Linked DNA regions of Homo sapiens: region 1 is linked to region 2. A link is an interaction called in ENCODE POLR2A ChIA-PET data of the cell type or tissue named here. Cell type or tissue: PC-9. All regions are shown on one strand. Each heading gives the region's core, and the rest is flanking DNA. Links, peaks and the distances in the headings are about the cores only. Region 1 overlaps AMZ2 (archaelysin family metallopeptidase 2). Region 2 overlaps ARSG (arylsulfatase G).

What was found. Peaks named below come from ENCODE experiments on the same cell type or tissue, not always from the same donor. Only the 100,000 strongest peaks of a DNase experiment are listed, where the experiment ranks them.
Region 1: POLR2A ChIA-PET joins it to region 2 with 39 read pairs; 5 of 35 experiments call an interaction of 5 or more read pairs at or near these places.

Annotation. Positions count from the first base shown.
Region 1 is chr17:68,255,740-68,270,996 of GRCh38, reverse strand. AMZ2 (archaelysin family metallopeptidase 2) reads right to left here. Exons shown (of 7, transcript NM_016627.5): 6 at 15,121-15,257; 7 at 13,842-14,183. The coding sequence ends at 14,028. It overlaps SLC16A6 (solute carrier family 16 member 6), which reads left to right. Exons shown (of 6, transcript NM_004694.5): 5 at 1-158; 6 at 1,651-3,971. The coding sequence ends at 1,901. It also overlaps a transcript of ARSG not described here. Among named protein-coding and RNA genes, the nearest start is that of AMZ2, 15 kb to the right of the region's middle. In PC-9, for the core only: no CTCF peak of the experiment used is centred there; no DNase peak of the experiment used is centred there.
Region 2 is chr17:68,345,790-68,361,046 of GRCh38, reverse strand. It overlaps ARSG (arylsulfatase G), which reads right to left. Exons shown (of 12, transcript NM_001267727.2): 4 at 13,875-13,922; 5 at 9,361-9,472; 6 at 4,243-4,380. Among named protein-coding and RNA genes, the nearest start is that of ARSG, 62 kb to the right of the region's middle. RefSeq lists enhancers at 4,240-4,299, 14,164-14,303, 14,324-14,433. In PC-9, for the core only: no CTCF peak of the experiment used is centred there; DNase peaks (open chromatin) are centred at 6,546 and 7,796; H3K4me3 peaks cover 602 bases; H3K27ac peaks cover 2,500 bases.

The sequences.
Region 1 (15,257 bases), core at 4,872-7,371, 89 kb after region 2:
CAGCATATTTTTTGGGTTTATGGTTGGAACAATAGGAGGGACTCACATTCCACTGCTTGCTGAGGATGATGTCGTGGGCATTGAGAAGATGTCTTCTGCAGCTGGGGTCTACATCTTCATTCAGAGCATAGCAGGACTGGCTGGACCGCCCCTTGCAGGTAATTTAAATACACAAAATACAAACACTTGTCTACTTTCCCTTGTGAATTGTGCTAGCTTCCTGTTCAAGCCATAAAAAAAACTTACTGCCGTTTTATATTTCCATTGAATTTTAGAGCTGCCAGGGATTAGAGATTACCTGAGCCAGCCCTCTTGATTTAAATATGAGGAAACTGAAGGCCAAAGAATTGAAGCTAAAGGTCAGATGGTAAATTAGTGGTCGATTCAGGACTGGAAGCTGTGTCTGTAGTCCAGATTGACCCTGGCCTTTTTTTTTTTTTTTTGAGATGGAGTCTCGCTCTATCACCCAGGCTGGAGTGCAGTGGCGCAGTCTCAGCTCACTGCAACCTCCACCTCCCAGATTCAAGTGATTCTCCTGCCTCAGCCTCCTGAGTAGCTGGGACTACAGGCACCCACCACCACGCCTGGCTAATTTTTGTATTTTTAGTAGAGATGGGGTTTCACCATGTTGGCCAGGATGGTCTCAATCTCTTGACCTCGTGATCCGCCTGCCTTGGCCTCCCAAAGTACTAGGATTACAGGTGTGAGCCACCGCACCCGCCAACCCAGGCTTTTTCTGTCACCTTGCCTTCTCTCATGCTAGGCAAGAACTCATGGATTTATCACCTTCAGAGCCCACCTGACTTTTGGAATGATAGAACTAATGGACTTCTGTAAGTCATCTTCCTTTCTTAGGAAAGGTATTTGGGAATGGATAGCAGCACTCTGTAAATACCTAACTGATTTGTACAGAATATTTCCTTGTAGGAGGGACATAGGTATGTTTCATATCTTAGATCCCAAATGGGTCTTTAAAGTGTTTGTGATTAGAAATCGTACCCCCTGTCAAAAGATACCTAAAACGGGCCGGGCGCAGTGGCTCATGCCTCTAATCCCAACACTTTGGGAGGATGAGGCGGGCGGATCATTTGAGGTCAGGAGTTCCAGACCAGCCTGGCCAACATGGCAAAACCCCATCTCTACTAAAAATACAAAAGTAGCTGGGCATGGTGGCAGACACCTCTAATCCCAGCTATTCGGGAGGCTGAGGCAGGAGAATCGCTTGAACCTGGGAGGCAGAGGTTGCAGTGACCTGAGATTGCACCATCGCACTCCACCTGGGGCAACAAGAATAAAACTCTGTCTAAAAAAAAAAAAAAAAAACCTAAAGTGAACTCAAGTGAAAATAATACAGTTCCTTCCTACCGAAGAATATTACCTTTTCAAAGAAGTATGCATCGAAATGTCCCAGGTTTTAGGTCCTCTGCTAGGACAGGCTTAGCCCAAGAAGAACAAGTATATTGGGTGTTTGTCTCTTTCTCCTCTCCAGTCTAGTAAAGATTTCTGCCCTTAACACCCATTTTTCTTTAGAAACACAAAAGAAAACAAGGAAGGCAGTGAAACTGAGAGGCTTCTGAATGGGATGGTCGCCTGGGTGAGGGGCTTATGTCTAGGAAGGATGCTGTTAACGGACGCCATGCTCTCTTCCAGGTTTGTTGGTGGACCAAAGTAAGATCTACAGCAGGGCCTTCTACTCCTGCGCAGCTGGCATGGCCCTGGCTGCTGTGTGCCTCGCCCTGGTGAGACCGTGTAAGATGGGACTGTGCCAGCATCATCACTCAGGTGAAACAAAGGTAGTGAGCCATCGTGGGAAGACTTTACAGGACATACCTGAAGACTTTCTGGAAATGGATCTTGCAAAAAATGAGCACAGAGTTCACGTGCAAATGGAGCCGGTATGACACACTTTCTTACAACAACAGCCACTGTGTTGGCTGGAGAGGGATGGGGTGGGCCCAACGGGGACACAAGGAGGCAGAGGAGCTAACCCCTCTACTCCACTTTCAAAACTACATTTTAAAGGGAATGTGTATGTGAAGAGCACTACCAACATCGCTTTTGTTTTGTTTTGTTTTGTTTTAAGCTTTTTTTTTTTGCTTGTTTTTAAAGCCAAAACAAAAAACAACCAAGCACTCTTCCATATATAAATCTGGCTGTATTCAGTAGCAATACAAGAGATATGTAGAAAGACTCTTTGGTTCACATTCCGATATTAAAATAGTGACATGAACTGGCAAAGTGGTTTTAAAAGCTTTCACGTGGGATAAATGATTTTCTTTTTTTCTTTTCTTTCTTCCTATGGTCTTGTCTGAATAAACTACTCTCCTGAATAAAACAACATCCAACCCAGGTCATTGAAATGAAATTGGCCAGTCAAAAAAAAAAAGACTTCAATCATTTTTAAAATTCCTAATTTTCAGAAATATGAATAAATAGTTTTTGTTAAACCCTTTGTAAAATACCAAGGTTCCCGTTAACAAATTACGGCCTCTGCTTGCTGGAAATGAAATATAGTTTAAGACCAAACATTTTACTAATAAACAAATTTTAAGTATATATATATATATATAACTTGAACTTCATAAATGTGAAGATTACCACTTCTTTTTATGGCCAGTCCTTATCAGAAGTGTTTCAGTACAGAATATACAAAATGGCATTTAAAAATGTGTTTCCTGTTGCTTTTAGTTATACAGAAATATGTGACTGTAGTGTCTTTAATTTAAACCGCTATTTATTATTAAGTTATTCTAGGATGATTAAAGTAATCAAAAGAAATAAAATCTGAGACATAAGCAGCATTTTTACCTCCTTTCTGCAATCCTTTAAATGCCTCACAGAATACGTCTTATCTTGTAAAAATACTTTCATAAAAGGCCAAGTTGTCATGATTCTTCCATTTGATTAGGGGCAACGTGTGCTATTAAAGGGGAAAAAATAATGGATTGCAAATCGCCTTAGCTTTCAAAACTAATTTGTTTTATCATTTAAGAATACTTGAGGAACTTCTTTGATCAGAATTATATTTCAGAGAATTGTTAAAGCATTTCTGATTTAAAGAAAAAACCATCTAATTATTGAAGCATTTCTGTATTTCACATGGGGGTAACAGAGACAATTATGTTATAGCGAGTTACAAGTTGCAATTTACATCTTCTATAACACATGACTTGATTGGTCTAAGTTGCCAGAGGTATCGGGTAACTGGTCATTGTTTTGTTTTGTTTGTTTTATTCTTCCTTTTTTTTTGGAGTCACACTACATGTATAGTATTGCTCACGTTAGCAGTTTTCTGTAAGGAGGGCAAGTGTCAGGATAATAGGTGGACTTTTTACTCACCTATTTTACCACAATCTCACCCTGCAGGTGATGGTCAATGCTTGCTGCTCCATCTTTATTCATCGTTAATGTTAATTTATGACAACTCAGGGGGAAAAACATAACAAGCCTAGTTTGGTTACAGGTACACACAAGCTTGAATATTTCTCTGCACTGAAATGAAAGTGGCATAGTTCATCACCACCTGCTACATTTTGTAGAGCATCTTATCAGCCATAGAAATAGGACAATCTATAAAACTTTGGGGAGGGTGGGGGAGGAAATGACAAAGTGTCTGTCAAAAACAGGCATAATCTAAAACAAGGTGGATGTAGCAAATCTCTGTCACTGCTTGAGAACTTTGAGCTTGTGGCAGTTTTGCAGACTTACATGACTTCAGCACTTTACGACATATTTTTTACTATGAATGTTCAATACAATTTAATATTTATAACTGATTTCTGAGGGATCTGCTCCATGTCTATTCTGTTATCTGCATGAAAACAAAATGTATGCCAATTTCAGTATGTCAATAATCAAGGTTTTAAATGTTTGGAAGAAAATACAAACAAGATTGCTGATCTGTTCTGTATTAGTGACATTCTGGTACTTCTAGATTTGCAATAAATTTATGGATTTTTTATTTAAAGAGACCGATTCTCTTCTAAGATTTTTTATTGACTCTCACAGCATTCAGTGTTTGAGGCAATTAAAGTTATAAAAACTCACCAAAGATTCACTCCAAATAAATAATTTTTTAACGTTTATCTTCTGCAAAACCTTTTAACTCTACTAGAGACACATAAAGTTTCCCAAGAAGTTTCTACTGAACTTTTTATTTACTTATATTTATTATTATTATTTTTTGAGATGGAGTTTCGCTCTTGTTGCCCAGGCTGGAGTGCAATGGCACAATCTCAGCTCACTGCAACCTCCGCCTCCCAGGTTCAAGTGATTCTCCTGTCTCACCCTCCCATGTAGCTAGGATTACAGGTGCCCGCCACCATGCCTGGCTAATTTTGTGTATTTTTACTAGAGATTGGGTTTCACCATGTTGGCCAGGTTGGCTTCAAACTCCTGACCTCAGGTGATCCACCTGCTTCGGCCTCTCAAAGTGCTGGGATTACAGGTGTGAGCCATCATGTGCAGCCTAAACTTTTTTATGTCTTTTTTTTTTTGTATACTTTTTATACAAAAAAAAAGTATATATATACATATATATACTTTTTATACAAAAAAAAGTATATATATACATATATATACTTTTTATACAAAAAAGTATATATATACATATATATACATATATATACTTTGATCATTGAAAACAGGACGATTTTATTTTATGTTGAGTTTCATACGAACTATTTTAAAGCACCTTAGAAAAAGACTAAATAATTCAAGGGAAGTATTAAGTAATGAATAACAGAAGAGGGAAATAAAAATTAAACAATATAATCAAATGAAGAAGCATATTTTCATCTAAGAATTGAAATAAGAATGAAAGCATCAATGGAATTTAATTATTAATCAAAAATACATGAATGAAATGATATCATGGTAGCCAGAGTAAGCCTATCAAAAGTCATAAAGGCAAATAGTTAAAGACCACAACCAGTTACAGAGTCATTCCAAGAACTGTTGCAACCTGTAAGTAAACAGCACAGACTCTACATGCCAGGGGTTGGCAAACTTTTTCTGTAAAGGTCCAGATAGTAAATATTTAAAGCTTTGCAGGCCATGAGGCCTCTGTCTAGTCAACTCTGCCATTGAGGGTCAAAAGCAGCCACAGACAATATATAAATGAATGAACGTGGCCATGTTTCAATGGAATTTTATTTACGGATACTGAAATGTGAATTTCACAAGATTTTCACACAGGAAATATATTTTTTTTCAATCACATAAAAATGTTAAAAAAAAAAAAACAACACACACTATTAGCTCTCAGGCTGAAAAAAAAAAAAAACAGTGGACTGGATTTGGCCTGTGGACCACAGTTTCCAGCCCCTTCACCACACATCTGTAACACCGGCACAGGTCAGTACCGCCAGAAGCAAAGCTCTGAGAACTAACATCCTGACCCATGGGAAAGGATTCATTGTGGTCAAAGTAATTCTTAGATCATAACTGCCCCAAAATAGGAAAGATCAAGCAGCTAACACTTTTTCATTGTTGTTGTTGTTTTGAGACAGAGTCTTGCTCTGTCGCCCAGACTGGAGTGCAGTGGCACAACCTTGGCTCACTGCAACCTCCACCTCCAGAGTTCAAGCAATTCTCCTGCGTCAGCCTCCCAAGTAGCTGGGATTACAGGCGTGCACCACCACACCCAGCTAGTTTTTGTATTTTTAGTGGAGACAGGATTTTGCCATGTTGGCCAGGCTGGTCTCGAACTCCTGACCTCAAGTGATCTGCCCACTATGGCCTTCCAAAGTGCTGGGATTACAGGCATGAGTCACCGTGCCCGACATTATAGCTAACACATTTGTTAATTACGTTTTCTTTTTTCTTTTTTTTTTTTTTTTCTGAGATGGAGTTTCACCCTTGTTGCCCAGGCTGGAGTGCAGTGGCGTGATCTCCGCTCACTGCAACCTCCACCTCCTGGGTTCAAGTGATTCTCCTTCCTCAGCCTCCAAAGTAGCTGGGATTACAGGCATGTGCCACCACGCCCAGCTAATTTTTGTATTTTTAGTAGAGACAGGGTTTCGCCATCTTGGCCAGGCTGGTCTCAAACTCCTGATCTCAGGTGATCCACCCACCTCGGCCTCCCAAAGTGTTGGGATTACAGGCGTGAGCCACCACACCAGGCCGCTAATTATGTTTTCATTTCCCCTGATTAAAAAGATTCTGCTTTAAGCTTGTTGACTTCAAGAGGTTTCAGTATAAACCTTATGTAGACTTTCTCTACCCAAAAGTAAAATTATTCTACTTATAAAAATGAGTTGGGCCAGGTGCAGTGGCTCACGCCTGTAATCCCAGCTCTTTGGGAGGCCAAGGCGGGTGGATCACCTGAGGTTGGGAGTTCGAGACCAGCCTGACCAACATGGAAAAACCCCATCTCTACTAAAAATACAAAATTAGACAGGCATGGTGCTGCATGCCTATAATTCCAGCTACTCGGGAGGCTGACAGGAGAATCACTTGAATCCAGGAGATGGAGGTTGTGGTGAGCCAAGATTGCGCCATTGTACCCCAGCCTGGGCAACAAGAGCGAAACTCCAACTCAAAAAAAAAAGAGTTGAGACCATGTACTCTTTTAAGACCTATGTATCCGTAACTAATACAAAATGTGTCCAAACCTTTTAACAAAGTTATACATTTTATACTCCAATAATATGTAATGTAGCTTTTCAGCATTTATTTGCCTTTCCCTTTGCTTAATATCTGGTGATAAAACAGAAAATGGATTCTATGTCAGCATTCTTGTGGCGCAGATTCAAATCACCAGGTGGTATTTATTACATTTAGATTTCCATACTCCAATTCAACTATTGTAAATCAGAAATCATCATGATCCTTCAGCTGGGCGTGGTGGCGCACACCTGTAATCCCACCCAGCACTTTGAGAAGCCGAGGCGGGTGGCTCACTTGAGGTCAGGAGTTCGAGACCAGCCTAGCCAACATGGTGAAATCCTGTCTCTACTAAAAATACAAAAATTAGCCGGACATGTTGGTGCGTGCCTGTAATCCCAGCTACTCGGGGGGCTGAGGCAGGAGAAGCACTTGAACCTGGGAGGTGGAGGTTGCAGTGAGTCGAGATCACGCCACTGCACCCTAGCCTGGGCGACAGAGCAAGATTCCATCTCAAAAAATAAAAATTAAGAAAAAATAAAAAAGAAATCATGATCCTTAGTTTCACAAGTTTGCAAATATGGGGCTCACCAATAGGGAACTAGAGTTTAGAAGCCATTGTCTTTAATTCTTTAAACCGTGGCCAGGTGTTGTGGCTCATCCCTGTAATCCCAGCACTTCAGGAAGCCACGGTGAGTGAATTGCTTGAGCCCAGGAGTTCAAGACCAGCCTGGGCCACATGGCGAAACCAAAATTAGCCAGGTGTGGTGGCTCATGCCTGTGGTCCCAGCTACTCAGGAGGCTGAGGTAGAAAGAGCACTTGAGCCCAGAAGGCAGAGGTTGCAGTGAGTCCAGATGGCATCACTGCACACAGCCTTGGCAAAGAGTGAGACCCTGTCTCATAAAAGAAAAATAGTAATGGTTATGCACATTACTTAAAATGACCTATTTAAGGAATTCAGACATGTTACACGCAAAAATGATCACTGCTATAAGTATACATTGCATTGATAAAAGAGAAGCTGCCCTTGTTTTCAGATTTGTGTTTATATTGCATGTGTCCTAAGTGAGGGCGATCGTAGCGTACAGCTGGGCCAGCCGCCGTTGCATAAGTAAGGAAACTGGGTCCCCCTAGTGTTCAGTTCTCGTTAATGACTCTCTAAAGGTGCAGAACAAGAAAAGTGGCAAGAGAACTTACAACTTCCCTTTCCATGTAACAACTCACCCAAATCAAAACTACTTCAATGACTATCCATTTCCTACATGGAAAATTAGACGGGAAACCTGATGCCCAGAACATTTCACCAAATATTATTGAGAAAATACAGATTGTGGCCATGTATTTGTGTCATTTATATGCCTTTCCAGCAACTCAAGAACAAGCACGCTAACTTCCCTAACAACTTATACACCCTAGAATTCAACCAAAACTTTAAGCACCCTCTCTGCACTGGCACCTCCCATTCTTAGTCCCAACTTTGTCCCTGAGCTCCTGATTTATATCTGCCCGCATGGCAGGGCATGGATATAAAACTAGGCATCTTCTACTTAAAGTGTCCTCAGCAGAACTCTGGATCATCCTCCTCAAACCCACTCCTCCACACATCCAATCGGCTCTCCTTTCTAAATATATCCAGGAGCTGACTGCTTCTGCCAACTGCACCAGGACCCTTGATCCAAGCCAATATCATCTTAGCTGGATTATTACAGTAGTCTTCTAGCTGGCCTGCCTGCTTCCACTCTTGGAACACGCCACCCCCACCTTAATTTTCCATACAGCAGCCACAGTAATCCTCTTACAGCACAAGTCTGAACTAAATCCTTAGCAATGGGCCCTGCATGAACTGCCTGATGGATACTATTACTTTTCCCTCTGCTCCTGCTACACTAGCCTCACTGGCTCTTTTTCTGGGGGGGTTGGGGGGGCAGTCTCGCTCTGTCGCCCAGGTTGGAGTGCAGTGGTGCAATCTTGGCTCACTGCAACCTCCGCCTCCCAGGCTCAAGCAATTCTCCTGCCTCAGCCTCCCGAGTAGCTGGGACTACAGGCGCCCGCCACCACACCTGGCTAATTTTTTGTATTTTTAGTAGACACGGAGTTTCACCGTGTTAGCCAGGATGGTCTCGATCTCCTGACATCGTGATCCGCCGACCTCAGCCTCCCAAAGTGCTGGGAATTCAGGCGTGAGCCACTACGCCCGGCCCTTTCTTTTTTTTTTTTTTGTTTGTTTTCGTTTGAGATGGAGTTTTGCTCTTGTCACCCACGCTGGAGTGCAATGGCACAATCTCGCCTCACTGCAACCTCCGCCTCCAGGTTCAAGCAATTCTCCTGCCTGAGCCTCCTGAGTAGCTGAGATTACAGGCACCCGCCACCACACCCAGCTCATTTTTTTTTTGTATTTTTAGTAGAGATGGGGTTTCGTCATGTTGGCCAGGCTGGTCTCGAACTCCTGACCTAGGTGATCTACCTGCTTCAGCCTCCCAAAGTGCTGGGATTACAGGTGTGAGCCACCACGCCCAGCCTCTCTTACTGTTTCTGGAATTGTTCTTACTGTTGCAAGCTTCAGGCCTTAGCATTTGTGGTTTCCTTTGCTTGGTACTCCCTTCCCTGAGATGTGTATGCAGTGTGACCCTTCAATTTGATCACTTCCAAATGCCACCTCCCTAGGGAGGCATTCCTGTCTATCCTATTCAAAATGGTACTTGTTTCTATCCATTTACTTTGCTGTTATTAGGTTATAACAGCATCCACTTTGGGAGGCTAAGGTGGGCAGATTGCTTGAGCCTGGGAGTTTGAGACTAGCCTGGTCAACATGGTAAAACCCCTCTCTACAAAAACTACAAAAATTAGCCAGGCATGGTGGCACATGCCTGTACTCCCAGCTACGTGGGAAGCTGAGGCGGGAGGACCACTTGAGCCCAGGAGGCAGAAGATATAGTGAGCCAAGATCACACCACTGCACTCTAGCCTGGGTGACAGGACAAGACTCTGTCTCAAAAAAATAAATAAAATAAAATAAAGCATCTGTTTACTCCTTGACTCTCTGTCTCATCCACTAGTGTATTAGGGTAGGAGTTCTTTGTTCACTGCTGTATTCCCAAGGCTTTGAGCAGGGCCTGGCACCCAGTAGGCGGTGCTCCATGAATATTGTTGAATGAAAAAATACATGAATGAATGAATGAGTTATAGACTTTTTTCCCTTTAGTTACACAAGAGAAAAAAAATGTTATCTATTGACAGTTACAGTTCAAGAGAGTCTGTGCTGCTACGAAACAGCTGGATAACCATAGGACACTGAAAGCACTGTGCTGAGAACCCACCGGCTCAGCATCTGAGGATGGATGGGTCTCAGAGTGCCCAGCAGTAGTGTACTATATGGGTGGGTCAGTTGTAAAGAAGAAAAAACTGATCCATGAGCAGACACTAAAGAAAACAGTGGGATGAAATCAATACTGGGTTAAGTATGGAGGTCTGTGGGTTTTAACATACTGCCTCAATAGATTTTGTTTCAACTATTTTCCAGTAGACTTTTTTTTTCCATAATGCTTTCTTTTAATGCCTCAACTAGTCGGAAGAGCTTTACTAAATATTGCAACTCTTGGCCGGCCATGGTGGCTCACATCAGTAATCCCAGCACTTTGGGAGGCCAAGGCAGGCAGATTGCTTGAGCTCAGGAATCCAGACCAGCCTGGACAATGTGGAAAAAACCCCATCTCTAAAAAATAAAAATAAAAAAAATACACGGGGCATGGTGGTGCACACCTGTAATACCAGCTACTTGGGAGGCTGAGGTGGGAGGACCACTTGACCACGGGAGGTGGAGGCTCCAGTGAGCCGTGATCATGCCACTGCACTCCAGCCTGGGCAACAGAGCAAGACCCTATTTCAAAAATAAATAAATATTGCACCTCTCTTTTTTTGGTACTAAGGCAGAAGTATATAGACTGATTTCTCCAACTTTGAGCAACCCCAGATGACTCTACTTGAACAGAAAAGAAATTGACAGTTTAATCGTGTATAATCCCTTGTAAACAACCCGGGGGAAAAATGGTTAGGTTCTGGTTGGTGATATTTTACTTCAATGAGGTCATGCAGCACAGTGAAAACAACGAATAACTCAACATTAGGGAGACTTGGGATCTGATCCCATTTTTGCCATTGGTTAAACAACAAGCAAGTTTACTCGGCTGCTGCAGGCTTGTGTCCTCATGCATGAAATGGACTAAATAATCTCCACATTATTAATGCTTTACGACTCTGCTTTCCAAAAATGGAAATGCATTTGAAGACAATACCAGGCCCTTGAAAATGAAGACGGGAGGGTAAAAAACAAGCTGCAACAGAGAACAGTATCAAGCTTTTAAAGAAACAAGTTAACACCGAAGCCAGAGGCCTTTAATGTAGACATTAAACGGTGTCTACATACACCCTTTCAGCTTGAATGTCAACACCGGCTGTACTGACAGAAGATTTACATGACCTTTTCCTGAAATAAGCCTTCCTCTCCTAGTAACTCAATACCACGGGTACATTTTTCCAGGTACACTAGAGTTGGGTACTGGTCTAGAGCTGCACTGTCCAATACAATAGACACAAGCCACATGGGGCTGTTGAGCACTTGAAAATGTGGCCAGTTGGAAGTAAGATGTACTGCAAGTGTAACAAACACACGGGAATTTGAAGATGGTACAAAAAAAGGACATAAAACATTCAGCATTGATATTGATTGAAATAATATTTTGGATGCATTGGATTAAACAGAATATACTATTAAAATTAACTCCACCTGCTTCTTTATGCATTTGCTAATACGACTACTAGAAACATCAAGCTTACATATGTGGCTTGTATTATATTTTTGTTGGACGGTGCCACTCTAGATATCAGAATCTACAAAGTGACTGAGATTCAAACTCTTCAATGAAGCACTTTTTAAATGCTCTACTTGAGAATTAATTCCACTCACTGCTCTGCTGCCGTCGCGGTCCTGACTTTCCAAGGCTGTGCCCAGAGCGCGGCACACGTGGCTCTCACACAGGCAGGCCTGCACGGCACGCAGCAGTGGAGGAGGTTACCCTGGGTCGCTGACGCCAGGGGAAGCCAAGCGACCGATCCCACACTTCTGAGCCCCGCCGGGGAAGTCCCCGGGCGCGGAAACAGGTGGTGCGCCGGCGGTTCGCAGCTGCTGGGCCCGCCGGCCTGGGCGCAGCCGGGGACAGCGACGCGTTTCCTGCCCGGGAAGGGCCCGAGCGCAGGGCCGGCTATAGCGGTCCCGCAGCTGCCTGCTTCGATTTTAGCACTGCTGCTCCCAAGAGGGAGCAACGCGGCCCTCTGTCCCTCGTAGGGCTTGAAATGTAAATTATTCATATCAGGGGAATGTGTGCTTCAAAAAGCAAGCTGGACAAGAACCGACGGGTAATCCTCGACAAATTCTTCTACTTAACCCTCACCATTAGAAGTCTGAGGCCTGAAAAATCTCTTGACCGGAGAGATACTAACTCCACAGGTGCCCAGGATCAGGATCTATGACATAAATGAAAAACATTCCAAATTCACTGATTTTTAAGAGTATTTAGATAGTAGAAAATTATTAATTCTCTTTATTAGCTCAATACTTTGTTCAGCCAGCATTTGCAGAGCAAAATCTGCGTGGATTTATTTAGTGAAAATTATCTTTTAAAACCACAAAGATTTAACCATAGTACATAAAATTTAGTTGCAGTAAGCAAATTATATTTTTAAGCTGAACCCTAAGAAATTATCCAAAAATATATAGTTATACACAGCACTTATGATTGCTGAACAAATGAATCATATAAAATTTATGTTTAGTTCAATTTTTAGCAAGAGTGAATGACTTCTTAGATGATTTTTCTCCTAGTCTCATAGTGCAGTGTAGACACAAATGGACCTTATTTATTCAACTAGGCAAATCTTAGTTCAAAAGAGTTTGTGACAAAGGCTGACCTACAGGACTAAAACCGTGCTTGCCTTGTAGGAAAATAAAAAAAAATGTAATCGAATGGACAATAATTTTTTAAATACATTATTCAAGGAGGAATAAGCCCTGTAACAGAATCCATAAAACACCATGCTCCATCAGTCTCTTTTTCCTAATAGAATGACCAAGTATTCTCTCCAATTAATTTTAATAGCAAACCACCATTTTCTAAAATGACTTAAATGGGTTCAATCAAGTAGAATGACTCCAAGGGAAACCACTGACTCAGATATGAAATGTGCCTTACATCATACTCCATACATCAAAGACTATACTTTCAGGGATCATTTCTATACTTTGTTACATCATACTGCATACATCAAACAATGAAGAATCCAGGTTTCAAATTACAAATACATATATACCTTTAAGTCTTACCCTCAAGGTAAGATAGGAAAGTGGGAAATGCTGTCTGCTCACTGATATTCCATAAAATATTCACTGTAATTTCTGGATTTCCAAGATACATCTATCTAGCAGAGGTGGTTTGTCAAGTCTGAGCTTTTCCACCTGTCCACCCCCGTAGCAATGGGGCTGATGTTCACACCCTGCAGACCATCATCAGCATTCATGGCACCCCGACAGATAACCCCATTAAACTCTCTCCCTGACTCAGGTAAACACTTCACAATGTAATGTGAGGAGGACATTATTACTGAAATAAACCTGAAAGCCGCTCTAAATCTATAGAAAAAGTGCAACACTCACAAATATAAATACCATTACACACTATTTGTAAGATCCCTCATAAATGACTATGTTATAGCTGAGACCTGCAGCGGAACTCCCACCACCAAATGTTGTGGTAGTGTAAGGACCATTGTTATTTTCACTTGCAAATATTCCTGATAGGTCATATTTTAAGCTGCTAAAAACTGATACAAGCTGTTCATTCTTTCAGGGATAAGGTGACAACCAGCAAGAGAAAAAAACAAGGTAATGCACTTGAGACAGTAAGGTAGGCTCTCGGAAAAGGAGGGCTGTGGTGATCAGAGCCCACGGACGTCCAAAAATGTGACTTGGCTGGGCCTAAAAGAGGGGAGCGGCTCTTCTAAAAACAAAATCACCCCCTGGAAATTATGTTGGTTGGTTCCTTGGGGCATTGAACGGTTCTTTTTCAAGTTATTTACTTGCTCGTTACCGCCAGTCCCAGCTTTCTTGGGAGACCTAAACATATTTGGGGAATGGAAATAATGTGCTTGCTGCCACAGACCAGGCCAGTAAGATGAGAAGATAAAGAGTTTCTAGAGTTTTTATTATTCAAAATGAGTTTCATTTCAATTCAGGTACTTGAAAGAAGGTTCTAGTCTGTTACTTTGACACAGCACAAGATCAGTAGTTTATTCCAATGAAGTATTCCACCCAAATGAAAGCATAACATGCAAGTAGTTATTTATTTCAATCACTCCTATTTGAAGGTCCTCATTTTTGGAGAACAGCCAGGCATTTTATTATCCACTCTTTCCATTCCTTAAAGGCTTCCACGGGTTTCGGTAAATTCCCATTATCCTCGTGACTGTGTTCTGGAGTTGCTCCAGGTGTGTCAGAAGATTCATCATCAATCCACCTCACCAGTGCCTGGAAAAACATGAAAGATGCGCACTTCAACAAACCACAGCAAAATACCATCAGGCAAGAGAGAAGCATTGGCTTCTAGATCATAGGGTGACATATTACCCCATGAAGACGCTGCATTTGATAATGATGGTGTGAATATGAAATAATGCTAATGATATACTGAGTGAAATGGCACGTACCAAATACACACAGAATTACAAATGATGTCAAAAGTACGCACTGAAAAAAGATGAAAAAGAAATACACTCATTCTTACACTTTGTTTCTAGCATAATAGGATGTTATTTTTTCTCAACTTGCTAAATATTCCACAAGGCATTATATTACTTTGACATGTACGTATATACATATATAAGTGTCCACACAGGCATGGGTAGACATATGTATGTGAAAACACATGTGTAGACATTTCTGTGCAGTCACCTGAATGCAGTCATACCCATGAGTAGACACATGAATGTATATTGATGTTTGTGGGCAAGTGTGGGCACACACACACACATACTGAGATTAGGTACTTTCCTTCTTCCTTTTTAAAGAAAATCATTTTTTTCCTCCTAATGAACATCATACCTCTGTCCCATATTTGGAAAGGTAAATCCTGTCCACACACTTATAGGGTTTAAAAAATGAACTCTGCCACACATATCAATATTTATTCTGTTCTGCAAAGTCAAGCTCTCTTGCCCTAAATGGAAGAGAAGCAAAGAAACTTCTTCCACTATTTCTCATTGAACTGTAAGCATAAATCACTCAAAGGCAAGCTGAAGTTTTTAAGAAGAGCATTTCTTCACATTTTTAAACCGCAGCTTCCTGCTTATCTTTACACTAATTTCCTCTGATAAATTATAACTCCAGAGAAGGATATAATAGAAACATGGGTTTGCTACTCAGATAACCACTTCCCCCTCTTTAGACTGTCCACCCCCCAACTTACTTTGTATCTTTCTACAATGCTGAAGCCAACAGCACACTGCAACTTGTGCAAACAGATAGGGCAAAGGTTTAGAGGGCGCCGGTCAGCTTCTTCCAAGTGGTTGGAGCCTTGCATGAGGCATGCAAGCCACTGGCAGT
Region 2 (15,257 bases), core at 6,270-8,769:
TCGAGACAAGCTTGGCCAACATGGTGAAACGCCGTCTCTACTAAAAATACAAAAATTAGCTGGGTGTGGTGGCGGGCGCCTGTAATCCCAGCTACTCGGGAGGCTGAGGCAGGAGAATCGCTTGAACCCAGGAGGCAGAGGTTGCAGTGCGCCAAGATTGCAACACTGCACTCCAGTCTGGGTGACAAGAGCGAGACTCAGTCTCAAAAAAAGAAAACTAAGAAATGTCTGATTTCAAACATGCTGGGCCGCTGCTCATCCTGATGCCCGATACACTCCTGCTTATCAAGCCCTGTATTGCCCGCGTAGGTGCAATGCACGGTCCCAGACCTCAAAAGGAACAGAGGCCCAGCTAGCTCTGTGACCCAGGAGTCATGCCTTCTACCGGCTCCTTTTCCCATTCAGAGATTTGCCTGCTGCTTAAAAAACTCCAATCAAGCATTAGCATTCAGCATTGCTACCAGATGAAGGGTCTAAAGTCAAGTAAACTGAATGACCAGCAGTGATAACCAAGTACTACGTCGAGGGTCTTGGGTGAAACACTAAAGCCAACTAAAGACCCAAGTAAAAACTCCCTAAGTCCCAGGGTGGGCCCCCTTGTCAAGGAAGAGCGGGAAGCCACACTCTAGGGACAGCTGGTGGTTTTGAAAAACAGGTCCAAGGTGGGGGAGGGGCTTGAGGCAGGGGCCAGAGTCATGGAGGAGGAAGGGCATGGACCTGAGGGCCTTTTCTGCTGATGCTCAGAAAATCATTTGGCATGTGGAAATCCCAAAGAAATCAGCATTTCTGGGGATTTCCTTCTGTGATGTTAAATGCCAACAGGACTCGGGACTTTTCACTTAATAACCAGCTAATGAATTAACAAAACTGTTCCCCTTTTTTGTATAATAAGGAGGCTGTCGGTTGATTTGCCCTTTAATGGATTAATTAACGGGTGGATGTCCAGGCCCTATGCCCACTTCGGAGGGGGCATTAAACGGCCCCGAGTCCCCATTCCTTCCCCTAAGAACACAGTGTCGTTTGAGTCACCACAAAAGCAGAAGAGACTGTCCCCACTAGCCTTGAAGCATCCACGTGCCATGGGGCACAGGGGCCCGAAACCATCCCAAAGTTCCAGGGAGCTGGGAGACGCTCAACCCTCCAGATGGCAGAAGAGGCTCTGCCCTTTCTACTATTGACAATCTGAAATAAAACAACAGTGTTCTCAGAAAGTCCTGATAAACCCTTAAGATGCAATTTCTGAAGCCCTTAGGAGCTGCTTTTGAGATTCAATCCTTAAATAGGTTTTATTACCAAGAAAACAGGATGCCTGGATCTCCTGCATTGCTGCCTCAACCCTCCCTGCTGAGCTTCTAAAAACGTCCAATGTGGCTGAGCGAGGGGTGGGGGATTCCTGCATATTCAAGGGGCTGCTGTGATCACTTAGCCACAGGTAGAGTCCCTTTTTAATTCTGCCCAAGTGGACAGCCGTGCAGCACGTGCTTTCTTGACCACTTAGGCTAAGGCTGTAGAAAACACCAAGTTTCTTGGAGTCCATTGCCCTTGAGGAGTGGAATCTCCTAGGAGGAAGATAAGATGAACATATATGGGGTCATTAGAGGGCAGCAGAAGGCAGTTATGAAGGGGGCGGGGAGGGTGACTGTGTGTGCATGTGTGCAGGTACACGTGTGTGTGTGCACTTGCACCCCACAGTCTATGGGTGTGCATTCCAAATAAGTGTGCACAATTTTGGAGTTGTCCATTATTTCACAATGTCCATTCTTTGCCCTGACACCTCACACGTATATGATTTATTAGAGATAGACTGTGGTATGGTTTTGTTTTTGCTTTTTTGTTTTTTGGGTTTTGGGGTAGTTTTGTTGTTGTTGTTGTTGTTGTCGTTTTGAGATGGAGTCTCACACTGTCGCCCAGGCTGGAGTGCAGTGGCCTGATCTCGGCTCACTGCAAGCTCCACCTCCCGGGTTCACGCCATTCTCCTGCCTCAGCCTCCCGAGTAGCTGGGACTACAGGCGTCCGCCACCACGCCTGGCTAATTTTTTGTATTTTTAGTAGAGACGGGGTTTCATCGTGTTAGCCAGGATGGTCTCGATCTCCTGACCTCGTGATCCACCTGCCTCAGCCTCCCAAAGTGCTGGGATTACAGGCGTGAGCCACCACGCCCAGCCGGTTTTGGGGGTTTTTTAAGAGACAGGCTCTCCATGTGTCAGGCTGGAGTACGGTGGCACCATTATGGCTCACTGCAGCCTTGAACTCCTGGACTCAAGTGATTCTCCCAGTTCAGCCACCCGAGTTAGCTGGCACTACAGATTCACACAACTATGCTCAGCTATTTAATAACTTGTATTAATTTTTTTTTTTGAGACAGAGTCTTGCTCTGTCGCCCAGGCTGGAGTGCGGTGGCACAATCTGGGCTCACTGCAACCTCCACCTCCCGGGCTCAAGTGATTCTCCTACCTCAGCCTCCAAAATAGTTGGGACTACAGATGGGTGCCACCACTCCCAGCTAATTTTTGTATTTTTAGTAGACACAGGGTTTCACCGTGTTGGTCAGGCTGGTTTCGAACTCCTGAATTCAGGTGATCTGCCTGCCTTGGCCTCCCAAAGTGCTGGGATTACAGACGTGAGCCACCGCGCCCAGCCACTTTTTATAATTTTTTGTAAAGACAAGGTCTCACCAGGTTGTCCAGGCTAGTCTGGAATTCCTGGCCTCGAGCGATCCTGGAGGATTACCCAGTGTAATCCCAAAGCACTGGGATTACAGGTAGGAGCCACCGCACACAGCCCACTTCTTTGTTTTTCTTATTTACCTTTATTTTATTTTATTTTTCATTTTATATTTTTTTTGAGACAGGGTCTCGCTCTGTCACCCAGGCTGGAATGCAGTGACACAATCTTGGCTCACTGCAACCTATGCCTCCCAGGCTCAAGTGATCCTCCATCCTCAGCCTACCAAGTAGCTGGAACAACATGTGCAGATCACCACGCCCAGCTAATTTTTGTATTGCTTGTAGCGACAGAGTTTCACCATGTTGCCCAGCTAGTCTTGAACTCCTAGACTCAAACAATCTGCCCATCTTGGCCTCCCAAAGTGCTGGGATTATAGGCATGAGCTACCACCCCCAGCCTTTTGTTAATTAGTAGTTTCTAATATTTCAAGATCAGGAGATTTCACATAAAAGCCAGGTATCCTATCTCTGTTGTAAAATGAAAAGATGTGATATTCCAGGTTCACATTTTCACAAAGAAGCACCAAGCAGCTGGAGCTAGGTAGTAGCTGCCCCCTTCAGATGGGGCATGTGCTTACAGGTTCACTGTAGACCCCACCACTCCCTAATGCCTTACGTTCATCCTGCTTCCCTCTTTAAGGTTACCTATCTGTGCCTTCTAGATGCGGGAATTTGTAACTTCTGTCTGGTAGAATGAAGGATAGCTCCCAAAGATAAGCAGGGTCTAATTCCTGGAATCTGTGAATGTTACGGTATATGGCAAAAGAGAGTTTTCAGGTGGAATTATGTTAAGGGTCTTGAGGTAGGGGGATCACCTTGGATTCTCCTGGTGGACCCTAAACGCCATCACAAGTGCTATCGTAAGTGGGAGCCAGAGGGGAGATTTGACTGAAGATGCAAGTGAACAACAGAATTAGAGTTGAGAATGATATGGCCATAGCTCAGAAATGCCAGAAGCTGGAAAAGGCAAGGAAGGAATCCTCCCTAGAGACTCCCCAAGAAAACAGTCCTGCTGATGCCTTGATTTTAGCCCCCTAAGACTCATTTCAGACATCTGGCCTCCAGATCTGTAGCAGGGTAAGTTACTGTTGTTTTAGCTACTAAATTAGTGGTTGGTTGTTACAGCAGCAATGGAAAAGTAATACATCCTGCCAGCTAGTGAGCTCAACAAATGCCTTGAGTGCCCAGAGTGCAGTGGGCAGGCCCTACCCTTGAGGAGCTCGTACCCTAGAAGGAGAGGACAAAATGATCATGGCAGTGGAACGTGATCAAAGCAACAGAGGGATAAGCCCCAGGGACTCTAGGAACATACCTGAGGAATCTCTAATCCAGGACCGCAGATTTCCAGAAGGGGCTGTTTTCCAGCTTTACTTATAGGAGACATGTATGCATCCATCTCTGCTGAGCAGCAAAACTCTGCCATGGCCTCAAGCGTGCTGAGGCCAAGGGACATGGTGTGTGTGCACGGGTAGGTGGAGGCAGGGGGAGGCCCTGCGGAGGGAGGGAGACTCCTCACCTTGCACGCTGGATGAACTGGGTTGCTTTCTCAGCATACTTCTGGGCAAGGCTGCTCAAGTTCACCGGCTGCTCCACAATGTTGAGGTTTTCATAAAGAGGGAGGGCCACGTCAGTGTAACAGTCTCTTTGAAGGTTCCTGTGTGGAAACCACAGACCATAGAGTATTCATTTCCTACGTACTCACGGAGCAGAACTAAATGCTTTAATGCAACAATGCATATGCACATAAATACAACACTCTGGCCCCAAATGATTTTTCTGGTTGGCCATTTCCTCCAAGTGTAAAAGTCTATGCATAATGCTTTCTTCCATTCCCTTTGAATAGATATTTATGTTCCATGGACGAGCTGACCACTCTGTAAAGCTTGCAAAGACTCTCGTGAGCTAGGGACATTATTTTTTATTACTTGCATTTTGCGGGGAGAGAAACTGAGGTCTAAAGAACCTAAATGATGTCAAGCAGAGTCCCACCACCAATCAGTAGCCCCATTGCTGGCTTTCTCTGCTGTCTCACTTCAATCCCAGCCTCTGTGTATGGCGTGCAACTCAGCGTTTTCCGAAGTCAACAATTGGGACTTCATGTAATAGCAGGTCTGTCAATAGGACAGAATATATAAGATGGGCCAGGTGCAGTGGCTCATGCCTGTGATCCCAGCACTTTGGGAGACCGAGGCCAGCAGATCACTTGAGGTCAGGAGTTCGAGACCAGCCTGGCCAGCAGGGTGAAACCCTGTCTCTACTAAAAATACAAAAATTAGCTGGGCATGGCAGTGCACATCTGTAATCCCAGCTACTCAGGAGGCTGAGGCAGGAGAATCATTTGAACCCGGGAGGCGGAGGTTGCAGTGAACTGAGATCATCCCACTGCACTCTACCCTGGGTGACAGAGTGAGACTCCATCTCAAAAATAAATAAATACATAAAAAGGAATACATAAGATGGGTTGGGACAATTTTAATTTTAAGCCATGTTTGCAGAATTTGGAGAAACTTCAGCAGTTGGAAAAAAAATAAGAGTCAAACTAATAACATCTCCTGGAAAAAAAAAAAAAACAAGCTCATGGCCAGACGCCGTGGCTCACGCCTGTAATCCCAATACTTTGGGAGGCTGAGGCAGGCAGATCACCTGAGGTCAGAAGTTCAAGACCAGGCCAGGCACAGTGGCTCATGCGTGTAATCCCAGAACTTTGGGAGGCCAAGGCGGGTGGATCACCTAAGGTCAGGAGTTCAAGACCAGCCTGGCCAACATGGTGAAACCCCATCTCTACTAAAAATACAAAAATTAGCCGTGGTGCTGCACGCCTGTAGTCTCAGCTACTCAGGAGGCTGAGGCAGGAGAATTGCTTGAACCTAGGAGGCGGAGGTTGCAGTGAGCTGAGATTGCGCCATTGTACTACAGCCTGGGCGACAAGAGCAAAACTCCATCTCAAAACAAAACAACACAAGCTCAAGTTTTGGTCTTACAGATTGAAATGAATCTGACCCATAGCTGCCCATCAATGTGGCTGAGTCATGGTCTGACTCTGGTCATGATCTCTGGCAAGTTACTTAAGCTCCCAGAGTTATCTCCTTATCCGTAGCATTGGAGGGCCTGTGCCATCCTTACAGGGGTGCTGGTGGTCTAAGGGAGATAACAAATGGTTAGTGCATTGCACACATCTTCAGTGTATTAGGAATTCTGAAAAATCTCAAGCTCTCAGTCCTGGTCACCAAAGAGAACCAAGAGAGAAGCTGAGAGCAATGCAGACAGAGGTGGTAATGAATGGAGTTCTCTCAGGCAAATACGTCATCCTAATAGTGCTGGGAAGGATTTGTGAAGAAATCAAAACTTGCCATCACACCTACATGCACACACACCCCATTACAGAAATATAGGAGATATGGTCAGACTGTGTGGATAATTGTCAAAAACCACAATTTTTGTTTTGTTTTGTTTTTTTGACACAGGGTCTCACTCTGTCGCCCAGGCTGAAGTGCAGTGGCACAATCTCAGCTCATTGCAGCCTCAAACTCCCATCTTAGTCCCTGAGCAGCTGAGACTATAGGTGTGTGCCACCACACCTGGCTAATTTTTGTATTTTTTGTAAAGAACGGGTTTCACCATGTTGCCCAGGCTGGTCTCAAACTCCTGAGCTCAAGCAATCCACCCACCTCGGCCTCCCAAAGTGCTGGGATTACAGGCATCCCAAATTTTTTAAAAGAGAAAAAGAATTATCACCATGCTGGGCATTAGAACACTAATCGCATATTTATGTTGAATTTTTCAGCTTTTTATTATACCATTGCAACTCCATGAGTCATTTACATTCTTTCCTGTTTTTCTCTCTCTCCTAAGCCACCCATTATTTCTCTGTTTGATTTTTTTTTCTTTTTTTCTTTTTTTTTTTTTTTGAGACAGGATCTGGCTCTGTCACCCAGGCTGAAGTGCAGTGGCATAATCTCAGCTCACTGCAACCTCCTCCTCAAGCCATCCTCCCACCTCAGCCTCCTGTGTAGCTGGGACTACAGGCATGGGCCACCACACCCAGCTAATTTTTGTATTTTCTGTAGAGATGGGGTTTTGTTGTGTTGACCAAGCTGATCTCAAACTCCTGGGTTCACAAGGTCCACCCACCTCAGCCTCCCAAAGTGCTGGGATTACAGGAGTGACCCACTGCACCTGGCTTTCTACTGGATTTTTAACATAGATTAAAAAGAGATTTTTAACATAGATTAAAAATTAAAAAATAAAAATAAAAAAATACAGAAGGAACAGGATTGAAATAAAAAAAAAAAAAAAAAGAACAAGAAGAAGAAAAAGAAGGCCAGGTGCAGTGGCTCATGCCTGTAATCCCAGCATTTCGGGAAGCCGAGGTAGGCAGATCACTTGAGGTCAGGAGTTCAAGACCAGCTTGGCCAACACGGTGAAACCCCATCTCTACTAAAAATACAAAACTCAGCCAGGCATGGTAACACAAGCCTGTAATCCCAGCTACTCAGGTGACTGAGGCAGGAAAATCACTTGAACCTGGGAGGCGGAAATTGTAATGATCAGAGATTGTGCTACTGCACTCCAGCCTGGGCAACAGAACGAGACTCCATCCTTCCAAAAAATAAATTAATTAAAATTTTAAAATTTTAAAAAGAGATTGGCTGACATATGTCATACCTTCATATGGCCAGGTGTGATTACAGGTATGCCCAGCAGGCCACGGTGGGTAAGAAGGGCAGCAGGATGCTCTATAGCCTCGCTTTTCATGCCATAATGTGCAGAATCCCTGGGCTGGTTTTTGTTTTTGTTTTTGTTTTTTGAGACGGGATCTTACTCTGTCACCCAGGGTGAAGTGCAGTGATGCAATCATAGCTCACTGCATGCATAAGTCTTGTTAAAAAGCAGACCTGGGGGTAGGATGTGAATCTGTGCACTTCTACCAAGCATGTAAGTGATATCCACCATGCTGGTTCAATGACTATGCTATGAGTAGCAAAGATAGGAAGGGCATATGGGCTCTGGACTCAGAGAGACCTGGATTGGAATCTCCATTCCTACCTCTTTCCAGCTCCGGTGTAACCTGGGCAACATAAGCTTCCTTATCTGTAAAATCAGGTATCAGGTTGGTGCAAAAGTAATTGTGGTTTTACTTTCAACAGCAAAAACCGCAATTACTTTTGCACCAACCTAAGAAATACCTACCTCACACAGTGGTCACGTGGATTACAGATAAATATAGACAGTGCTTAGAATGTAACAATTTCTCAATAAATACCCACTATTATATTAACTATTGTTTTATAGATAGACGAGCTGAGACTCACCTTTCCCAAGTGGCTCAGACAACTGTAGCCTTAGAAATAACCACAGTGCTCTGTCCGAACAAGGGAACACGTGTTTTGTGCTGCTTTATTACCTGAGTGAGGCTTATCATCTTTTTTTTGTGATCATAAATGCATCTCAGGATACTTAGGAAATACAATGACAAAGAGGAAAATAAAGAGAAAGTGGAGAAAGAGTCACCGCTGGGTGCGGTGACTCACGCCTGAAATCCCAGCACTTTGGGAGGCCGAAGTGGGCAGATCACCTGAGGTCAGGAGTTCAAGACCAGCCTGGCCAACATGGCGAAACCCCGTCTCTTCTAAAAATACAAAAATTAGCCTGGTGTGGTAGTGGGTACCTGTAATCCTAGCTACTCAAGAGGCTGAGGCAAGAGAATCTCTTGAACCAGGGAGGCAGAGGTTGCAGTGAGCCGAGATCGCGCCACTGCGCTCTAGCCTGGGTAAGAGAGCAACACTCCATCTCAAAAAAAAAAAAAAAGAAAGAAAAAAGAAAATGAAAACCCTGAGTCCCACGACCAGAGAGATTCCTTGATAACATTATGGCATATCTCCTTTGAGTCTCCGTTGATAGGACTACAAAGATAGGGTTACAGAGCTCATTAGGATCTTACCGTTGATGACTTGCTTCCTGCTTTTTTTTTTTTTTCACTTACTATTATATCATAAGCATTTTCCCATTTCATTAAATGTTTTTTCAAAACATCCTATTTGGTGCCTGTTTGGCATTCCAACATCAGAATGCTGGCTTAGTTGTCCATGCGGGGAGAAGCTCAAAAGGAATCCTGTTCTCTCTCTCTCTGTCTCTGTCTCTCTCTCTCTCTCTCTCTGTCTCTCTCTCTCTCTCTCTCCTCTGTCTCTCTCTCTCTCTCTCCTCTGTCTCTCTCTCTCTCTCTCTCTCTCTCCTCTGTCTCTCTCTCTCTCTCTCTCCTCTGTCTCTCTCCTCTGCTCTCTCCCTCCCTCCCTCCTTATGTCCAGTGTCTGGGCTAGAAGCAAAGACAGCAGGCAGAGGAGGAGGGAGGCCCCACATGTGTGAGACCCTAGCAGCACAAGCCTCTCCCTAGCTGAGCTCAATAGTCTGAGGAACCTGTAAAAATTTCAATAGAAGAATTTTGTGGACCTCATCGTTGAAAGGTTTCTTGCACTCCCTGCAAATAACACATTTAAATTTGCACAGAATGTACCGTGTATCTTATTTGCCGTCTTAACTGTTTCCTGTCTGCATCTTTAATTTATTGCTGATGGACCACAGTCTTGGAACTTTGCCTTGTCCTGGAGCCTATCGCAAATGTGTCAGACAGCATTACCTTGATGGTCCATCACCCTGTGGACACGCTGGACAAGGAGGGTGGTTGTAGCCTGGAGTATCAGTACAGCCCATATCATGGCTATATGGGATTCCAAAGTAGTAATCAAAACCTGGAATAGAAGCAACCGGTTAGCACCCCCACGTGGCTGCGACTCCATGTGCTTGCCTTTGTACACCCACGACAAAAATGTAATTTCCTATGATTTAATACTGCAGTGCTATAGAGTATGTAATTATAAGAGGATTTGATTAATATCCCTTTGTAGTATGCATAGAAAATCACTTTGCTGGGTTCTGGCTGTTAGATTAGATTTGCAAAACATCTTGTGATTAGAATTAACCCAGTTTGGGAGGAAGTGGAGAGAATTATTGAATGCCTAACATCTTCAACGAAATTATGGACATACTCAGTATTTGGTGAAAACCTACTATATACATGACACTTTAAGGGATAAAAAAAAAACAGTTGTTCTTAGCTGCCACAACCACAGAGAAAAAAAAAATTATAAAAAATTTTTTAGAAAGAATAAATTCTGCCTTCAAGAGACTTTTCATGTGAGGAGAAAATAAGATATAAAGATTAAGAAATAAGAGATGAATAGGTGAGCCAACAAGAGTGATCACAGGAAGTTACCCCCGATAGAGATGGTGGGATGGGGATGGGGCAGGAATCTCAAAATGCGCCTTGAAAGATACTGCCTTTCAGCTGGGACTCAAAAGGCTGACAGAATTTGGGCTTGGAGTGGTGGAGTGAAGGTGAGGGATGGAAGGGTGTGAGCATTGAAACCCAAAGCCTTTGTGTTGAAGTTTTCTTCTGAGTTCCTCCTTCCTTCTATCTCTTCTCCAGCCCAAGCTTTATTTATGTATTTATTTATTTTATTTTATTTTATTTTATTTTTTGAGACGGAGTCTCGCTCTGTCACCCAGGCTGGAGTGCAGTGGGGAAATCTCGGCTCAATGCAAGCTCCGCCTCCCAGGTTCATGCCATTCTCCTGCCTCAGCCTCCTGAGTAGCTGGGACTACAGGCACGTGCCACCACGCCCGGCTAATTTTTTGTATTTTTAGTAGAGATGGGTTTTCACCGTGTTAGCCAGGATGGTCTCAATCTCCTGACCTCGTGATACACCCACCTCAGCCTCCCAAAGTGCTGGGATTACAGGTGTGAGCCACCGCGCCCGGCCCAGCCCAAGCTTTTAATCAAAGGCTATAGCTGCATATGCAGCTAGAATGCAAAAATTCTCCAGAAAAAGGAAACCTTCCCCAATTACCCAGGTAACTGCTTCAGCTCTCTTTATTTCCTAGAGGTAGATAGAACTCGAATCTCACAAAGAATTGCTATTTCTCATTAGCCTCAAATTCCAGGCCCAGGAGTAGGGAGAGCTGTGTTTTCAGCTTCAACTCCTGCCCCTCCAAATCGTTTTTGGCCCTCTCTATAAGCACCCTTCCTAAAAGAAGCAAGCTCTCTTCAGTTCCCTGTGAGCCTCATGCTTTGGGGCCTCGGTGGCTTTGCCTGGAATTATCTGCTCTGTGTCTCTCACAGGTGAAACTGCATTAGCACTTCCCAGCCCAGTTTGAGTGTGAAGTTTCCTACAGAATTTCCCTGCTCTTCACTGCATCCCGCCTGCCACAGCCCTGCACTCAACCCATTCTCCTAGTGTAGCCTACAGACTTTTTATCATCTGGGTAATACCGTCTTCCCCATTAGTGATGCACTCCTCGAGTTAGACATTAGATCTTTGCCAACCCAATATGTGGTGTATGTAGAATAACTAGTAGATGCTTGTCGTATTTTTTTTTCTTTTTGAGACGGAGTCTCAGTCTGTCTCCCAGGCTGGAGTGCAGTGGCACGATCTCAGCTCATGCAACCTCCACCTCCTGGGTTCAAGCGATTCTCGTGCTTCAGCCTCCCGAGTAGCTGGGACTACAGGCACCTGTCACCACGCCCAGCTAATCTTTGTATTTTTGTAGAGATGGGATTTCAGCATGTTGGCCAGGCTGGTTGCAAACTGCTGACCTCAAGTAATCCACCTGCCTCGGCCTCCCAAAGTGCTGGGACTATAGGCATGAGCCACCATGCCCAGCCTGTTTGTTGTATTTTTAAAAAATTGATATCTTCATGCTAACTTGGTTTGCACAAATGGATTTAGCTACCCCCTAGGTACACAACATAGCCCTGAAATGCTACTGCATCTGGTATCAGGATGACTCTCCACCAAGGAGAGCAAACTTCTGCCGGAAAGAGCCAAATAGTAAACATTTTAGGTTTTGTGGGTCAGATGATCTCTGTTAAGGCCACTCAACTCTGCCATTGTAGCGCAAACACACCCACAGACAATATGTACACAAATGACTGTACATATTGGCTGTTTTCTTTTTTTCTTTTTTTTTCTTGAGATGGAGTTTCAGTTTTGTCGCCTAGGCTGGAGTGGTGCAATCTCAACTCACTGCAACCTCCACCTCCTGGGTTCAAGCGGTTCCCCTGCCTCAGCCTCCCAAATAGCTGGGGTTACAGGCATGCACCACTGTGCTGAGCTAATTTTTTATTTTTTTAGTAGAGACAGGGGTTCACCATGTTGGCTGATCTCAAACTCCTGACCTCAGGTGATCCACCCACCTCAGCCTCCCAAAGTGCTGGGATTACAGGCGTGAGCCACCATGCTTGGCCTTGCTGTTTTCTAATAAAATTTTATTTACAAAAACAGCTAGCATACTGGATTTGGACCACAGGTCTATGCCAACCACTGATCTAAATCATAGGCATCCTCATACCCCAGTGTTAGAAAGACCTCGTTGTGTTTGCAGGAGCCCTGACCTGAGGAACAGCCCAGGGCAGCAAGAGGAGCGTGGGTGCTTAGAAGGAATGTGTAAGTGTGCTTGGCATAACCCAGGGCATGTGAAGTTTTTTTCCGACTTCCTCCTTCATTCTATCTCTTCTCCAACCCAAGCTTTTAATCAAAAGATTAACCAGGCATGGTGGCGGGCACCTGTAGTCCCAGCTACTTGGGAGGCTGAGGCATGAGAATCACTTGAACCTGGGAGGCGGAGGTTGCAGTGAGCCGAGATCATGCCACTGCACTCTAGCCTGGGAGACAGAGTGAGACGGGGAACCAGGACAGTGCACCGCAGAGAGGATGTAAGAGGCAGGAGGGAAAAGGAGTGAACTTGGACATAAGCATGAAGAAACCTCAGAGTGTCCATGCCAGAAGGCTTTTTGGAATTGTCTGGTCCAAAGAGCAAATAGGTAGGAGGTACTCTTTCTTCCCACTTCCCACACCCACAGGAGACACCAGATCCATCATGGTACCACTTCCTGCTGCATAGGAGCTGGTCTCAGTATCCCCTCACCACAGGAATATGCCCTCAAGGTGCCAACACCTGATCTGGTCCAACCCCTCAACTGTCAAGTGAGAAAACTGAAGACCAAGGAGGAAACAAGTTCTGGAGTAATTTTTAGTGAGTGCAAAAGCCAGGTCTTCACTTCTCCCATCTGTCATTTTTTTTAAAGCATGTGTGGATGATGCCACGAATGCCCACCTGGGAAAAGGGGCTCAAGGGAGGAGAGGGAGAGGAATGAGCATCAAAGGGGAGGTAAGAGTTGAAGAAGACGTCAGCCAATGGGGTTACTGACCAGTGGGTCCCTGCTGAAGGCTGGCTCCAGGCCAACCCTCTGAAAGTCATTCTCCAAATGCAAAAATCTTCCAATGCAAACCTTCCGCCAGGTCTAGGACAGAACAATTCAGCCGTTTTCCATAGAGATAGGGAGAGATACTGGGGCAGGGGAGGGGAGAAGTCTGCAAAATAGTCAGAGAATCACATTTGCTTATAAAATGGCAGAAGAGGAAGGGGCCAGGGACAGGAGAAGCCACCAAAGCTGAGATCATGGTAAATGCCTTTAAGAGAAAGTCCACGGCTTCCTATAGGAAATGGAAAAGGTCAGTGGCACGAACTGCAACTTTGAAAAACCATCAGTAATTCAGTGAATTGGACGTTTGGAGAATCCGCCCTTCAGCAAAGTGATTTTCAGAGAACCAGCTTTGGTAGCTTGATCTTGGCCTACTTCCCCAAGGCCAGAGGGTGAGGAAGCAAAGGCTGCAGGAAGAGGCCAAGAGGCAGCATCTCCTGTTTGGGTCTATGGCCAGGTTTCCTGCTTCGGTGAACCCATCAGTCAATTTTTACTTCTTCCCAGATTAGCCATGTCTGGACCTCATGGGGCAGAATGTTCCCTGAGGTGTAAAGAACCGAGAGATGGCAAAAAAGCTGATGGGCCTGTGATGGGGCAGTTGGAAGGGCAAACAGGCACCAAGGAAGGACAGTCAAGGAAGATGCCAGCAAGTGGGATGTAAGGTCCCGGAGAGCCCTGGCACCCCAAATGCACTCAAATGACCTCGTGAACAAAGATGTCCTAACTTAGGGTTGCCCCCAGAGACAGGATGGCTTAGCTGTTCATGGAGTCTTACACAGAGACCTTTATTTTCTGTTTCCCAGGTAACAAATCCCCAAAAGAATTCTTACCACGGAAGTTGGGGTGATAAGAGCCGTGGTGTCCAAGATGCCATTTGCCTGTAGAAAAACATAAGAGAGATTTTCAGAGGAATCCCCATAGGGGTACCACAGCCCCCTGAGGAGCTGATCACACACTCAGCTCTCCATTAGCTTCGCCTCGCACTGTGGACAAGCCAAAAGAAGCTGCAATGTGGTGTACAAGCCAGGCTTTGCTCTCTGGGGCCGAGACGGTGTCCACAGGGACACATAAAGGATGACCCCAGACTCACACGGGAAACCACAGTGAAAGGGGAAGACAGCCCATCACCAGGAGCCCGGAGAAGCCTGAGCCTCTGCCCCTCAAAGAGGGCTCCACAGACACAGCAACCCCACATGGGCTCCTTCACTTTGCCCTCCCGCGCTGGGGCCCTGCAAAGGCACCAGGAGGCCCAGGGTGCAGGTGCACCGCCCCACATCGTCTCAGAAATGCCCGCTTCCTGCCTGGTTTCATCATCTTCCTCTCTGGCCAACATCAGCAGCCCGCAGTTCAAGCACCGAGACACCTACGGGGCAGCAAATGAGGAAACTCAGACACCCTGCTGCTCCTCGGTCTGCAAATGCGCTCAGTCTGGGGGAATAATCGGGCAATGTGTGGCAAGAGCTCTGACAGTGTCAGAACTCTCTGATCTGCTCTTCCGCTCTGAGGAGTAGACCCCAGGGACGCCACCCCCATGGTGAGGGGGCAAAGAAAAGAATGTGGTACAAAGATTGAGACGCTGGCAGCATTAAACCGCTCAAACGAGAGATTAACGGGCAACCACAGGAGTATGTCTAAGTACATTATTTGATGTGGCCTCAATAAGGAACTATCGATCTATTTTTTCAAGACAACTGCATGTAGCAAAAATTAAGAATCGGTGAAACTGGATGAAGGGCCTCTAGGAGTCCATTATTCCCTCCCTGCAACTGCTCTATGGGATTGAAAAAAAAGATTAATAAAAAATTGAGAGAAATGGGCTCTCAATTTCTCTCAATTGAGTGGCTCATGTCTGTAATCCCAGCACTTTGGGAGGCCGAGGCAGGCGGATCACATGAGGCCAGGAGTTTGAGACTAGCCTGGGCAACGTGGCAAAACCTTATCTCTACTAAAAATACAAAAATTAGCTGGGTGTGGTGGTGCACGCCTGTAATCCCAACTACTCGGGAGGCTGAGGCAGGAGAATCACTTGAACCCGGGAGGTGGGGGTTGCAGTGGGCAGAGATTGAGCCACTGTACTCCAGCCTGGGTGACAGAGTAAGACTTTGTCCCAAATAAATAAAAAAGATTGAGAGAAATGTATTAAGCATTATGTGAAATATTTGGATTAAACATTACATGAGAACATGACATTATATTAAAATTATGAAAAGTAT